Linked DNA regions of Homo sapiens: region 1 is linked to region 2. A link is a loop called in an ENCODE intact Hi-C map of the cell type or tissue named here. Cell type or tissue: endothelial cell of umbilical vein. All regions are shown on one strand. Links, peaks and the distances in the headings refer to the core of each region. The heading gives the core; the rest is flanking DNA. Region 1 overlaps LINC01393 (long intergenic non-protein coding RNA 1393). Region 2 has its middle 55 kb from the start of MDFIC.

Region 1 (7,817 bases), core at 1,899-6,898, 220 kb after region 2:
ATGGATTTTTGAGCCAAAAAGCAAAAGAGATGTCTCTAGGTAGATGCAACCTTATGTCAGGACACATGGCTAGAGGAACAAAGTGTGGGCTGGAGTTCAGCCTCTGTGTGTTCCTTCATTTGGGCATTTGTGCAGAGCACTGCCTTTCCAACTTGCACAACTACATGTGTTGGTCTGGCTTGTTTCCTATGTACCTAGTGAGAAATTTTACTCATAGAGAAAGTGAATTTCAATGAATACCTACTCTTCCACTACTCAGTAGCCAACTCTCTATTTCAGAAGACCCTCTCAGAGCTTCGAGTCAGAGCTTGAGTTTCTCAAGTGTTGGGATAGGGACTTGCTACAGCCTTCAATTGCAGGGAAGAAAAGGGAATCTGACACTAAATGTGGGGCAAAGGTGAAGAGGAGACTATGTAAAGGATTGAGGCCAGTAGTGAGGAGGGAGGGAGCCAGGAGAGGGTATATCAGTCTTTTCTAGAAGGCCCTTGTCGTTAGCCAGAGAGGCCAAAAATAACTCCCACACTTGGCCACTCTGGTGAATTTTGCTCTACCCTGCTATAAAAGAACTTCGTATTCTCATTTGACCCAGCCATCCCATTACTGGGTATATACCCAAAGGATTATAAATCATGCTGTTACAAAGACACATGCACACGTATGTTTATTGCAGCACTATTCACAATAGCAAACACCTGGAACCAACCCAAATGTCCAATAATGATAGACTGGATTAAGAAAATGTGGCACATGTACACCATGGAATACTATGCAGCCATAAAAAATGATGAGTTCATGTCCTTTGTAGGGACATGGATGAAGCTGGAAACCATCATTCTCAGCAAACTGTCACAAGGACAAAAAACCAAACATCTCATGTTCTCACTCATGGGTGGGAATTGAACAATGAGAACACCTGGACACAGGAAGGGGGACATCACACACCGGGGCCTGTTGTGGGGTGGGGGGTGGGGGAGGGATAGCATTAGGAGATATACCTAATGTAAATGACGAGTTAATGGGTGCAGCACACCAACATGGCACATGTATACATATGTAACAAACCTGCACATTGTGCACATGTACCCTAGAACTTAAAGTATAATAATAAAAATTAAATAAATAAATAAATAAAAAATAAAGAACTTCGTATTCTTCAACTAGACCAGTGTTTGGTTCTGGAAACTTGGTGAAGCAGTGATGGGTATGACAATGTCCTGTTAGAAACAAGATGAGCATGACATATTCTCACTCCCATGAGAACTTGGCTGAGTAACTGTTGGTTATCTGTAGACTGGCTAGCCCAAAGACCAAAAGTAGCACAGATGACCCCATTTGACAGAAAGGCCAAATTTTATCTTCATTGTCTTTTGTCAAAGGTAAGAATAGAGACTCCTCACACTACGTGGTTCGATACACTTTCTTCAATAAAATAATGAGCCTGGGTAAATTAACTATCTACTCATTCTTAGTGTTTATAAATTACAACATAACTAAACTCTGACTTCATCCAGGAGTGAGTAGATAACTTTAAACTTAAACTGAATATTTTATTTTAGAATGTAAAGTTTTCTCAAGATATGTGTCTAGTCTAGGTTAATAGCCCCACCATCTGCTCAGTCACTCTAGACAGAAACTTTCTCTTTGATATTTACCCTTCCTCTCTCTCCCACTTTAATCCTTGGTTTAAATTCTTTAAAATCTCTTCACAACCTAGAAGAGAGATTCTCAACCTGGGGTTTACCTATTTTAGAGTTAGTTGATCACTGTTTAAAAAACAAACAAACAAACAAACAATGAAATTTCCATGGTCCTATGTATTCATCAGGGTTCTTCAGAGAAACAGACCCAACTGGATATATACAGGCATGAAGGGATTTATTATGGGAATTGACTCACATGATTATGGAGGCTGAGAAGCCCCACCGTATGCTGTCTGCAAGCTGAAGAACCGGAAAAACCAGAGGTTAATTCAGTCTGAATCTAAAAGCCTGGGAGAATCAGGGCAGCCAAAAGTACAGCTCTCAGTCTAAGGCCAAGGGCCTGAGAGCCTGGGGCCACTGGTGCAAGCCCCAGAGTCTGAAGGCCTGAGAACCTGGAGTTCTGATGTCTGAGGGCAGGAGAAGATGCACATCCCACCTTTGAACAGAGAGAGAATTCGTCTTTCCTCTGCCTTTTTGTTTCATGAGGGCCCTCAACAGATGGAATGATGGTCACTCATACTGGTGAAAGCTGATCTTTCTTACTTTGGTCCACTGACATAAGTGCTAATCTCTTCAAGAAACATCGTCAAAGACATCTCAAGAAATAATTCTTTTCCAGCTATTTGGGTATTCCTTAACCCAGTCAAGTGGGCACTTGAAATTAATCCTCAAACCCCACTGTCTAAGCACACTGAATCAGAATTTCTGGAGTGATGGATCAGGAATCTAAGGGTCACTTCTTACTCTTCCATCTCGTCTTCCTCCCCTCTTCTAACCCTATCCCTCTTCACATCCTAGGTTCCAGTCTTGGAAGCCTTAGTTCTCTGCTTATAATATCTATCAGCTTTTCTCTTTGTCATGTTCTTGATGAACTCCTGCTCATCATTCAAACTTAGCAAAAATATTGTTGAGAGATTATTATACACTCACTCCTCACATTTCCATAGTAAAGAAAGGGAGCATCCTCTGCACCTACCAGGAGGAGGCAATATTGATTAAGAACATTTTTAATCCCTCCTGTTCCATAAGGAAAATAGATCGACACACGGCCATGAACAAGACTGTCCTAGCCTTTATGGAAATGTTTAGTTTAGTTTAGGATCTATTTGTCTGGTGTATGCATGGTTTCTGCTACTCTTTATGGCTTCGCACACACAAAAATCATGTCTGGGTCAGGATCAAGGGCCTGCCTTTGCAAAGCAAATCTAGAAGGCTGTCTTTCTATATCCCAGTTCTCTGAGTTCCATGAGGGCAAGCATGGAAAAGCATGTGTCACAGACCAGGTTGGTATCACTTTGCAAATCCTATTTTACCTATTGGGTGGAAGCCAAGGTCAAATATTGGGAAAGTGGAGTAGGAAGGCTAATTTTGGCCACAGTTCTAAGCCATGATACAAACTTTATTTAGCAAATTGGTTATTAATTTGATCTCTTTCTGACTTCCTCCACTCATGGAGTGTGTTACTTACCATTTAATAATAATGCTATAAATGAATGACTGGTATTGGATGAATTTACTGGATGAATAAATAAATGACAGGTGTTGATCGCTTCCAATATTTCAGGGTAGCTTGAGAGAAAACACTTAGAGGGAGCTTTTCTGATTTTCCAGCTGAATTTTCTAAAAATCATAAGCAATCCATTAATAATACTAATCTGATAGAATTGAATAAAGAAATCATTTTCTCATGCTCCCTGTTTCCTTTCCTCTTAGCATGGACCCAGCAAGCAGTTTCTTCCATAATCAAAGGACCTTAGCTACTTGATAAACTGTCTCCAGCTAGCTTGCTTTACTAGAGCTTACCAGATGCTGGGTTTGCCGATTTCTTTAAATGCTACAGTTACATATATATCAATAACTTTCCTATAGTTCCAAATAAATCACCCACATTTATCACAAAACAATTACTTTCAGTAAGAACTTGGGACTGCCAAATAGAAACAAATTTTTAAAAACCTCAGTACATCAAAAATAAAGCAGACAAATCTATTTTATGATAACATAGGAATAGCACTTATTTATCCTTGACAATAGAGAATTTAAAGCAGAACCATTATGCAGCTTTGCTGTTCCCTTTTATAAACGATAAACATTCAACAAGACTTTATGGTCTTTACTGTGTTTTGAGCATGATTGCAGACTTTCAGCTAAAAGATAATCAGAACCTAAATTTGAAGTTGAGCTGTAAACCATGATACCATTGGAACATTTCCTCTGACCCACTCCAGATAACATTCCAACATCGTGAATCACCTTGGCAGTGTTTTGACTGTTGCCTTTCTCAATTGCATTCCCAGCAGAAAATGCTTTTATTTGACCAATTCAATCTTTTCAACTTTCACTTACCAACAATAGCTGATTGCTGTTGTCAAAAAAACCATGTCATAATAACAATGCACTAAACTCTTAACCTGCATGTTAGCTGCATATGAAGAGCTGTTGGAATTGAAGCAATCCTGCTGTGGATATAAGGGTTGGAAACATCATCTTGTTAGCTCTCCTTTCTCTTTCAGAAATTAATATTATCTGTTACATTTTTAGCTGAGGCATCATCTTGGGAGGGGGTTAGCTGCAAAAGTAGTAATCTACATTTTCACCAATATTTAACTATTGGTAGAGAATTTTAGACTTCACAGATTAAGAGTCTTTGTGAAATGATGAAACAAACTTTTATGTGCTTTTGAAGACACATGGAACGTAATTTCTATTCTTAGCAACAGTATTAATTATTATGATAGGAATTGCATTTTAGTACCTAATTTTCTGGGCACTGTCTTGGGTGCATTATCTAATCTGATTCTCATAACAACTCTGTCAAATAGGAATTATTATTTACAGATGATAAAATAATTCTGTGGAAAAAAAATTCTCCTTTTCATACAGCCAATAAGTGTAAAGATTACAGATTAAAAGATTAAATACTGTGTTTGAATTACTACCCTTTGCCTGAACACTTTCCATAGCTATTTTTTCCTCTAAACATTTCTGGCATCAGGACTTAGATCACTCTTCCCTGTACTGAAATGCAGTAAGACTTCCAGGATTTGGAGCGAGAAAAACCTCAAGGACTAGTGTATGAATGACCAAAAAGAATACTTTAGGAAAAATGGTTAGTTACTTCTGGATTTACTGAGCTTGGCATGAGATACCCTCTCCTAGTGCTAGTTACTCTCAAGATGCATCCCAATTTTCCATTTGGAAAACATAGCTTCCATAATAATAGCCCTAGCATACTCAATGAATTTGTTGAACAGAAGTGCATCCATTTTTAGCAGAGGTACTTCAGCAGATATTTTGGGGTATGTTTTGTGGGGGCTATTTGTAGTTCCATACGTTATGCTGTGTAGGTGGCTATCAATTCTGCTGCTTGGTAATCTTGGCCCCAAAGTTATACTGTTTCTAAGAAAAACAAACAAACAAACAAACAAACAAACAAAAAACCTTGGACCTTCTGGAGAGTACAAAGAGCAGTATTCTGGTTCCGGTTCCCCAGAAGTGGGAGAAACCAAGTAAGAAAAGAACCCTGCTGAAAGGACTGGTGCATAATCAGGTAAAAGTCTTTGACAGCAGGGACTTACACTTACACATGAGGATACAAGATAGGAATCCACTTACAGGAACCAGAGCCCCAAATCAGATTGGAATAGCAAAGGGTTGAGCTTCTGAGTTATAGGATTAGGCTTCTTAAATTCTAGATTTGTGACGAGATTGGTTCCAGAGTTGTTGGATGAACAGGTAGGAGGAGTTAAGTAATCAAAGCCAACAGTTAGAAGAGTCAGGCCAGCAAGCAGATAGCTGAGCAGAAAAGCACGAGTGTGTTTACATTTTCTGATTCTTTGATACTGTGGGAAATAGGTCATTTCCAACTGTAGATTTAGGAAACAGTATCCCCTCTCCACTCGTTTCTCCCCTTCCCAAGCTTTTTACCTTTACATATAAATATGTTGTTATTATTCAAGAAGTGGGCCAAATTTAGCTCTTTTGATGAGTGTGTTTTTATACTTTGTTTCTCTTTGAACTATAAAAAAGGAAAAGAACAAAAGAAGGTGTTTAAGGATTTATTTCTGTATGTGTGTGCTGGTATGTCACCCAGAAATGGAATCGATTTATTGTGTTATCTAAAATTGGCTTTAAAAATAAAGCTTCTTTGTATTTTCATAAATTAAGATTGTAAGCTAGGTGTTCTGAAATGTCCCTTCTTCATAGTCATCTTTATGTCATCATATTATAACAGTGGTTCTCAATCTTAGTTGCACACTAGAAACTCTTAGAGATTCTAGTGGAAAAATCCCAATCCCAGGCCACACCCCAAGCCAATTATAATGAAATTACTGGGGATGGGACTCAGACAACAGTATTTTTTAAAACTCCCCAGGTGATTTCCAAATAAAGCCAAGGGTGAGTGAAATGCTTTACACAATCATCATCATTTTCCAACAACAGCAACACATAATTTTATTTGATGTTTAATTTTGGAAGGTAGATGACACACCAGGAAAATTTCTTAAAATGAATATCTGCTTCGTTGCTCCTTGCAGTCTAGAATTTTAGCATTCACTTCTTCCTTTATTCAATAATAAACATATTCGGTAAATATTGATCAAAGGCTAGATGCTGTGCAGAATGCTAAAGATACAGAGGTAAACAAACTAGAAATAACTCTGACCTCACAGAATTTCAGTGTAGCAGAATAGAAAAAAAACAGAGGGTGTCATCAGCTAGTTTTCAACATTTGTGATCCAAGATGCATATTTTAAAATTTCCAAGCTATATTTCTGATATTGTTTAAAAACCACCCACCATCACCAACAACCAAAAAGTCTCCTTCTGTCTAATACATTAAATATATTCGTACCTCCTGATGAAATTCTTCAGAAAAGAAGGGAAGGTATAATATACCATATTCAATGTAGCAACAATCATGGACAAAAAATGAATGAAACCCCAAATCCTTTGTTAGCTGACTGTATACAGTTCTATATCCTTCAACATATTATCAGTGGACATTTAGAGATGATAAAATAGTTATTTCAGCTAAAAAATATACTAGATTGATTGTAAAACAGAGATGCACAGAACATAGCTGAATTAGCAAGTATGTTAAAAGAACTTATAGTAAACATAAAGTTTTTTTTATTTAGAATTATAATAAAATCATTCTTTTTTTTTTTTTTTTTTTTTTTTTTGAGACAGAGTCTCACCCTGTCACCCAGGCTGGAGTGCAGTGGCGTGATCTCGGCTCACTGCAATCTCCGCCTCCCAGGTTCAAGCAATTCTCCTGCCTCAGCCTCCCGAGTAGCTGGGATTACAAGTGCATGCCGATACGCCCAGCTAATTTTTTGTTTCTTTAGTAGAGACGGGGTTTCACCATGTTGGCCAGGCTGGTCTTGAACTCCTGACTTCCTGATCCACCCACCTCGGCTTCCCAAAATGCTGGGATTACAGGCGTGAGCCACTGCATCCGGCCTCTGGCTGAATTTTTAAAGAAGTTTTATTATGTTTCCTGGTCAAATATCATTAGCATATAATAAAGGTATCATGTGGCATACATCTATGTCAAAATTACTGTGGGCTTTGGGGTTCCCTCACTGGGACTAATACATAGTTGAGCTAATTAGTCTTCTATTGTTCTTTTAACAGCAAGGCCAATGAGATATTCTTACTTAGAATGGTAACATAAGAATTTTTTCTCCAGTGGTAATATTTCATAGGAGGTAGTTTTTGAACATGATATTTTAAATCGAGGTATCTTTTAATATAGTTAATTTGTAGGTAATTATAGGGCTATCTATATACATGACATACTATGAATGCTAGAACATTAATGAAAAATTATAACAAATTTCTAGTCCCTTCCTTGAGCATTATCATGCTAAAAAAAACTATAACAATTTTGATGGTTATGGCTGATGCCCTTTTGACTGTTACAATTTTAAAAATAACGTTAGTCAGCTGGAAAGCATATGTTAAAAAGGAATAGCTCAAGTGAAACAAATTCTTTTTGCTTTTGTCTCCAAGTGAACTGCACTGTGAACGGACACAAAATGTGTACGCATTGCCTGAGAGAATTGCAGTATGAGATAAGGTGTATCTGTCGAGTAACTGAAAACCTTTTTC
Region 2 (7,817 bases), core at 937-5,936:
CATCCATTCTTTAGACATCTAACGGGACCAAGATGTTCTGATTTGAAGAACTAATCACGATGATTCAATTGGCTTTTTTCTTATATTGATTAAAGGAGAAGGGCATCATGTTAAATCTTAAAGAGAGAAAAGAAGACTAACATTTGGTGAATACCTATTTGTGCATAACATTACATGAGGCATTTTTACATTGCTTAAGCACATCTTCCCCCCAAAATCTCTAAATGGATACCTCTACTGTAGCAATACTGAAAGTGTGCTGATGCCCCTCTTCCCCCTGCTAGACTGTAAACTCCTTGAATAGAGAGATGTCTTATTCATCCTTTCTTAAAATCTATGTATCTGTCAAATGGAATGTGATCTTTCCTATCATTTCTAAAGTAGCCATATTCCCACAAAATCACTGCTCATTCTGTTTTATTGTCTTCGTAGTTTCCATTACTTATCTGAGTTTATAGTGAATGACTTCTTTATTGCCTTTTTGTTTTCTGAATATTTTACTAACATACAAGCTATCAGGACATGGAATTTGGCAGCCTTGTTCAAAGATTTAACCTTATCCCTTAAGACCTTATCCCTTAAGTGTTAGTGTATGGTCAAAATTCATATTGGCCAATAAATGAATAAAACTTTGTACAGCTAACTGCAGCACAAAATATGATTCCTAACAGGTACTCTAAATTTGTTTGCTGAACCAGCCTGAATTTCTAAAATTCCCTTACTGGTGAGGAAACTGGGCTCGAGGAGATTAATTTTTTCAAGGTTACACATTTAACATTTGGAGAGGCTGGAATATGACCTCAGGTCTATACATACCCTATGCTCAACCAACACTGCCTCAGGGAAATGCAAGAATAGTGTGCAGCCATGTTGATTTCCGGTGATGCATCTCATTAGAGAGATAAATCTTAGACAATCTAGAGAGATGAATGGATAGTTAATTTCACATAAGCTTTGGCAATTGAAATCAATTCATGGGTGATTTCTTTGTCTTATTAAATTAAAAGAGATCCATAAGCTTTACCAATCAGATAAGGGTGATGCAGAATTATTACTCTGTTGTAAAAGGTGAAGAACTTAAAATGTACTTTCCTTTAAAAGGCCAGCCCACTTCTAGATGGAAGAGGGCAAAGAGGGTACCTTTCGGAAGGATCAAATTTTTCCTTAAAGGGAACTTTAAATCTACTCCAGCCCTTGAAAAAAAATACTTGTTACAACATGTGTCATTGCTTTATTAAATAACATGAAAAAGGCATTTAGTCTTGAAAAAATGTTAATGGCGTATATTAGTAATGGAAGTGAGTTGGCCAGAAATAAGTTTATATATGTCCTATGAAATGTTTAGTTTTCTGAAAAATGCTTTATCATGGTAGCTGATCAAGATGAGTGAGATACAAAATGCAGCCAAAGTAGCTGAATGAATTGGCCTGTTGAATTAGGTTTTTAGTATTGTTTACCTGAATAATAATGTTTACCAAATATAGATGGAAATAATTTTTACTAAGCTGCTACTTCTGACAATAATTAATAGCTACTGTCAGCTGCTTCTGAAAGTCTGCTCCTAGTTAAACATAATAAAAAACATACGTAGCAGAGAATGACTCATGATTTGCCCATGTAGTAGAAATAACATATGCCACAGAGTCCATCACACCCAGCTTCAAATTTTGATTATGCCACTTAATAGAGGAGAGAGACTGAGGATGTTACCCCTCTCATCTTAGTAAAGTTGTTTTGAAAGTGATATGGAGTAATATATGTGAAGTACTTTCCCAATCCAGTGCTTGCCCAAAGCAGTTGGAACTCAGTAAATCTTCTACAACCTAGATACACACTCTAAAATTGTGTCTTACATTTGACCGAAGCACTAGGAGAGAATTCAGATCTTCATTGTATCTGTTCAAGAAAATAAAATGCACTCTAATTCGTAACTAACTGCAATGTTTCCTAAATTCCTTCTTTTTTCCTCCAACATTTTTATGCCTTCACAGCTTCTCTGATGCCTCTCGCTTAGTGAGAGGATAAATAAGCCTCTCACTTATTTATCCCTTAAATAACAATTACAACTCATTTTTTTCTAAACCCAGTTTACATCATTAATGAATTAATTTTATTTATGGTTGGTGTCTACAGAATGCTAGAAGCAACTAGATAGTTACATACAGAGAATTTCATTATAATTCATTCACGCAAAATAAAAGTAAATTAGGGCATTCAGTCTTCAATCTAAAGCTGGGATGGCTCTAAGGTTAGGGGAATTCTATTTGAAGATTGGAGAATCAGCTTGTACAAAACTGCTAGACTGGAACACCCCTCCAACCTGCCCAATGCTTCCCAGTGTCTTGGCCCTGAGCTCCATCATTCAAACTTGGTTTTGGTGTATGACTAAGGTAGGCACAGAAAGAATTGGAGAGATTTCTTTAGGTTACAAAAATGTCCAGCATTGCTTAATAAATCTTGACTACAATTTGTTTCTTCAACTTTTATATAGAACAAGACTTGTTCTTTAAGCTGTGTTCTAAGCCTGCCAATGAAAGGCTTATAGTGAACACAGACATGGAGTACTTTTACCTCTTTATTGATTTGCAGCTATAAATGCCCATTTCTATCCACTTTGCTATACACTTGGTTCTAAATGAAGTCTTCCAAGGAAATCAAGTCACAATCACTTTAGGTTGGAAATCCTTCTAATAGACTTTCACTTAAGCCCATGCTTTCTCAACATTCAGGGCCTAACATGATTTCAACATGTGGATTCCATGAACTACCCAGAAATTTAAGTCTCTGCTCCTATTCCAGGCACAATATTGCCTAAAATTCTTTGGTTTCTGGCAGAGCGAAGCCACTGTGAGTGGTTCCAAAGCTTGCTTAATTGCAAGCCACAAGAGGGCAGCCATGTCCCAGGGCTTCCATTTCTGTGGCTGTATGGGGCAGCATCCCTAAACCAATTTGAGTAGCTCCAACACTGACATCTCTCTATCCAAACTAGATGTCCATAGAGGTTGAGGTTAAAATTAGTTTTGATTTTACAACTTTACAACTGAATTTTGAAAATTATACATAACATTACATAAATCTGGTTTTCTTCCCCCAAATTCCAACATCAGTGTTGAGATTTATGTGTCTCTCTAAGTTGAAGTTGTATTCTCAGAACCATAACTTTCATGTTTGGACAATAGGCACCTATTTCCCACAAAATCCTAATAGTGACATGAGAATTTATCTGGATCAAATCTAGAAAGTTACCCTTTAATCTGAGGTGTGGTTAAGCATATTACCAAAGAGTTACAAATCTATAAAGAACCCCCAAAATGTAAAAGCTGGGACCCAACAAGACATCGCCTTTAAAAGTGTTGTATTCAAGTGGCCAACTAACAAATGAAAAAATGCTCAACATCACTAATAATCAGGGAAATGCAAATTAAAGATGAGATCATCTTACACCAGTCAGAATGGCTATTATTAGAAAGTTAAAAAGCAACAGATGTTGGCGTGAATGTGGAGAAAGGGGAACACTTACACACTGCTGGTGGGAAGGTAAATTAGTTCAACCTCTATGGAAAACAGTATGGAAAGTTTTCAAACGGCTAACATAGAACCAGCAATCCCACTACTGGGTATCTATACAAAGGAAAAGGTATCATTATATAAAAAAGACACCTGCATGTATACGTTCATCGCAGCCCTACTCACAATAGCAAAGTCATGGAACCAACCTAAGTGTCCATCAGCAGTTAAACCAGATAAAGAAAATTTGGTGTATATCCACTGTGGAATACTATGCAGCCATTAAAAGAATGAAATCATGTCCTTTGCAGCAACATGGATAGAGCTGGAGGCCATTTTTCTTTTTTTGAGATGTAGTCTGGCTCTGTTGCCCAGGCTGGAGTGATTGGCGTGATCTCAGCTCACTGCAACCTCCGCCTCCTGGGTTCAAGCAATCCTAGTAGCCAGGATTACAGGTGCCTGCCACCATGCCTGGCTAATTTTTGTGGCTTTTAGTAGAGATGGGGTTTCTTCATGTTGGCCAGGCTGGTCTCAAACTCCTGATCTCAGGTGATCTGCCCATCTTGGCCTCCGAAAGTGCTGGGATTACAGGCGTGAGCCACCACGCCGGGCCTAGAGGCCATTATTTTAAGTGACCTAACTCAGAAACAGAAAATAAAATACTGTATATTCTCACTTACAGGTGGGAGCTACACAATGGGTGCACATGAACATAAAGATGGAACTCACAGACGCTGGGGACTCCAAACTAACTAACTCCTATGGCCATTTAAGTTTGAAGTTTCTTGTCTTAAACTATTCAACTCCCAAGTTGATCATTATTTTATTCTTCCTGCAGTTTCCCTATACTTCCACTTCTCTCAGTATCTTTAGCTAAAGGCCAGGAATTTGTCATTACTTTCGCATAAAAGAGAGCTCTGTTTCTCCTCAGCCTATGATCGATTCAAAGCATGCCTCTTTTCCTGCTCCCCCTCCATACAATGTCATCGGTCTCATTACACACACACACACACACACGCATGCACACTCACAGTCATGCACACACACATGCATTACACACACGCACTGGGCAGCTCTGCTGCATTTTCATGGTGCCCTCCTTCTTCTCTTTTGTCATCTATCCTTTGTTTCCTTCCTTTTCCTTGGGTTAGTCAGTGGTTTCTCTAGCTTTGTTTTCTTCATTGATTTTTTTGCAAAATAGATGGGAGCTCGAAGGTTTACTATGAAAGGCTAGGTTATAAATCAGTGATTTCCAAACCCAAGTCATTATTAGACTTCCAGTGAAATGTTAAAGAATACATATTGGCAGGTCTGCTCGCATAGAGTAGTAGGTCTTGTATGAAGTCAAGATACCTGTGATTTTGGAAAAAAAAAAAGACATCATACATAATTCAGATAGCTACACCCTGTGACTTTTAGCCTTAAATCCTCAGTATTTAGGACTAGCAGCTGTTAATATGTATATTGATTATCTATATTAATTAATTGATATTGTAGCCAACAGACTAATAATTGGAGATGCTTACCCCATATGGTTGTACAAAGCTGCTAGACTGACATAGGGTTGTACAAATCCCTATGTGGTTGAGCAGAAAGCTAAACATTCCTTAAGGAAGCATTTCCTTATTACAAAAGATTTTGGGGAAATCTGAATTCATCAGAAATAAACAAATTTGGCTGGGTGTGGTGGCTCATGCCTGGGATCCCAGCACTTTGGTAGGCTGAGGTGGGTGGTCAGCCTCCTGACCTTAGCCTCACCTGAGGTCAGGAGTTTGAGACTAGCCTGACCAACATGGTAAAACCCTGTCTCTATTAAAAATACAAAAATTGGCTGGGCATTGTGGCATGCACCTGTAATATCAGCTACTCAGAAGGCTGAGGCAGGCGAATCAATTAAACCTGGGAGGTGGAGGTTGCAGTGAGCTGAGATTGTGTCACTGTACTCCAGCCTGCCTGAGTGACAGAGCGAGACTCCATCTAAAAAAAAAATAAAAAAAAAATAAAAAATAAATAAATAAATTTATTTAAGGTAGGACTTAGATCTTTTAATTGCTATTTTGCTATTGTGAAAAATGAATCTCTAAGACATATACACAACATCAAGTTTAGTTGCCTGTGCATCTGTCCATGTTAAGTTACTTCTTATTTATTTATTTTTAGGAAACAACTTGTTGCAATAGTGTTACATAGAATGTAGTTTGGAGAAATGACTGGCTCAGATGCTGACAGAGGGGTGTAGTGCTACATGTCTGCATGGGAATATTTGGACCAAATCTTTCCAACTCTGGCTGCATGCTATAATTAGCTGGGGAACTCTTGTAACTCACTGGACACTAATTTAATCAAAACCTCTAGGGGTAAGAGCAGATATTATAATTTTAAAAAAAGCTAACCCAGATGATTCCAAAAAAGCTAACCCAGATGAGATTGAGAGTCATTGTTTCAAGACTACAAGGAAAATGTTAAATGTATTCTAAATTATTGGCTATCAATAATAGCTAACATTTATTGTTATTTTCATGCTAAGCATCTTCCTCATATATTCTCTAACTAAATCCTTATGGTTATTTTATGGAGAAGGTACTGTTATTATTCCCTACCTTAGTCTGTTTGTGTTGCTATAACCAAATACCTAAGACTGGGTAATGTGTAATAATAGATATTTATTTCTAATGGTTCTGGAGGCTGGAAAGTCCAAGATCAAACTGCCAGTAGATTTGGCATCTCTTTCATAGATGGTGCCTTGTTGCTGTGTCCTTACCTGGAAGCAGTAATGTAAGGACAAAAGAGACACTAGTGTTGCGTTCAGTCTCTTTTATGAGGGTACTAATCCCATTTTTGAGGGCTCTGCCCTCATGACTTCGTCACCCCCTAAAGCCCCACCTCTTAACACTATCACATTGGTGATCAATTTCAACATAAATATTGGAGGGACATATGCATTTAAACTGCAGCATTCCCATTTATAGATGATAAAACTAGGGCATTAGAGAGAAAAAATACGTCATTGAAGGACATACTTTTATGTTAGGGGGTTCATATCTAGGCACATTAATGCCAGGACTTGAGCATTTAACCATTATACTACCCTGTTTTCCTGAACTCTTCATTTTGACAGATGTTCTACATGCTTAAAAGTGACATATTATCTACATTTACTATTGTAAAATGCTAGTAAGAAATTTAACTCTAGTGTTAAGTTCTACCCATAAAATAAAATGCTTTAATACTTTGACCAACGTTAAGATATTTTTGTATTTTTTAATCTACTCAATCAGAGACTTCTGTTAATAGTTTTACACATAGAACATAACTAAAGTTATCTCTACCCCCCTCTCTCATTTTTCAAAGTGAAATAGGGAATTGATTTAGGCCAAATCTTCCTGCCAGTAAAAAGACATGAATGTTGATTCAGGTAGTCAGATAACTCACCCTTCTTTGTCTTGGGTGGTAAAAATGTCATTGAATTCAAAATCAAACCTCTTTAATCTAATTATCATTTTCTTATTATAGCAAAACCTTATTTGAATGAACCCCAAATAATGGAACTTATAAATTATTATGGAAACCATTCTATTTCTCCCTCATTGAGAAGCAAGGGAAGAGCAAGCAATTTGAAATCTGAGGCCTTCAAAAGGTACATCACTATTGTTCCATCCTCTGAAATTCTATTCTACTAATTATCTGCATATTTAAATAATGTTAGTTTTCTCTTGGAATCCTTTAGAAATCAACACAGAGCTGGCTGATATGACCTCAGAATTAGAAAGACAGATAATCTTCCATTTGGAATTTAGGACATGCAAAATTGTATTGTTATTTATTCTTCCTTCTCTTTTAAACATCCATACTGTTGCTGCAATTAGATATTAAGTCTCTAGGGTCTGAACATTCTTTCTGTTTTGATTCTCAGCTCCTAGCAATAAATGACGGATTTCTTCTAGCAAATAAAGGTAGCTGGGTGATGATGGGAACAGAACAGAACCAACCTCCTGTGCAAATGGCTTTTATACAAGTCGTAACTTATAAACAAATTAATATTCCTCAGACATTTAAAGATAATGAATCAATAAAAATCATTAAATTATTGTTGATATATGTTTCAATGCTATTCTTAATATTTATTATAAAGTATTTATATTTTATACATTTGTTTATATATTTATTTTATTTCATTTATATTTATATAAAACATAATATGCATTTAATTTGGCCTGTTATAGTTTCATAGAAAATCTTGCTATTCAAGGTAAAATAATAATTCTTACATTCCTTTAGTGCTTTTTATTATTCAACACCCGATTTTGCTG

What was found. Peaks named below come from ENCODE experiments on the same cell type or tissue, not always from the same donor. Only the 100,000 strongest peaks of a DNase experiment are listed, where the experiment ranks them.
Region 1: it touches region 2 in a loop (3-fold over the local background); 3 of 110 quality-filtered maps call a loop at or near these places.

What each region holds. Positions count from the first base shown.
Region 1 is chr7:115,083,659-115,091,475 of GRCh38, forward strand. All of the region lies in intron 1 of LINC01393 (long intergenic non-protein coding RNA 1393), which reads left to right. Among named protein-coding and RNA genes, the nearest start is that of LINC01393, 8.6 kb to the left of the region's middle. In endothelial cell of umbilical vein, for the core only: no CTCF peak of the experiment used is centred there; a DNase peak (open chromatin) is centred at 3,963; H3K27ac peaks cover 1,025 bases.
Region 2 is chr7:114,862,871-114,870,687 of GRCh38, forward strand. No RefSeq gene overlaps it. Among named protein-coding and RNA genes, the nearest start is that of MDFIC, 55 kb to the right of the region's middle. RefSeq lists a silencer at 2,805-2,944. In endothelial cell of umbilical vein, for the core only: a CTCF peak has its summit at 2,869 (motif pointing right); a DNase peak (open chromatin) is centred at 2,901.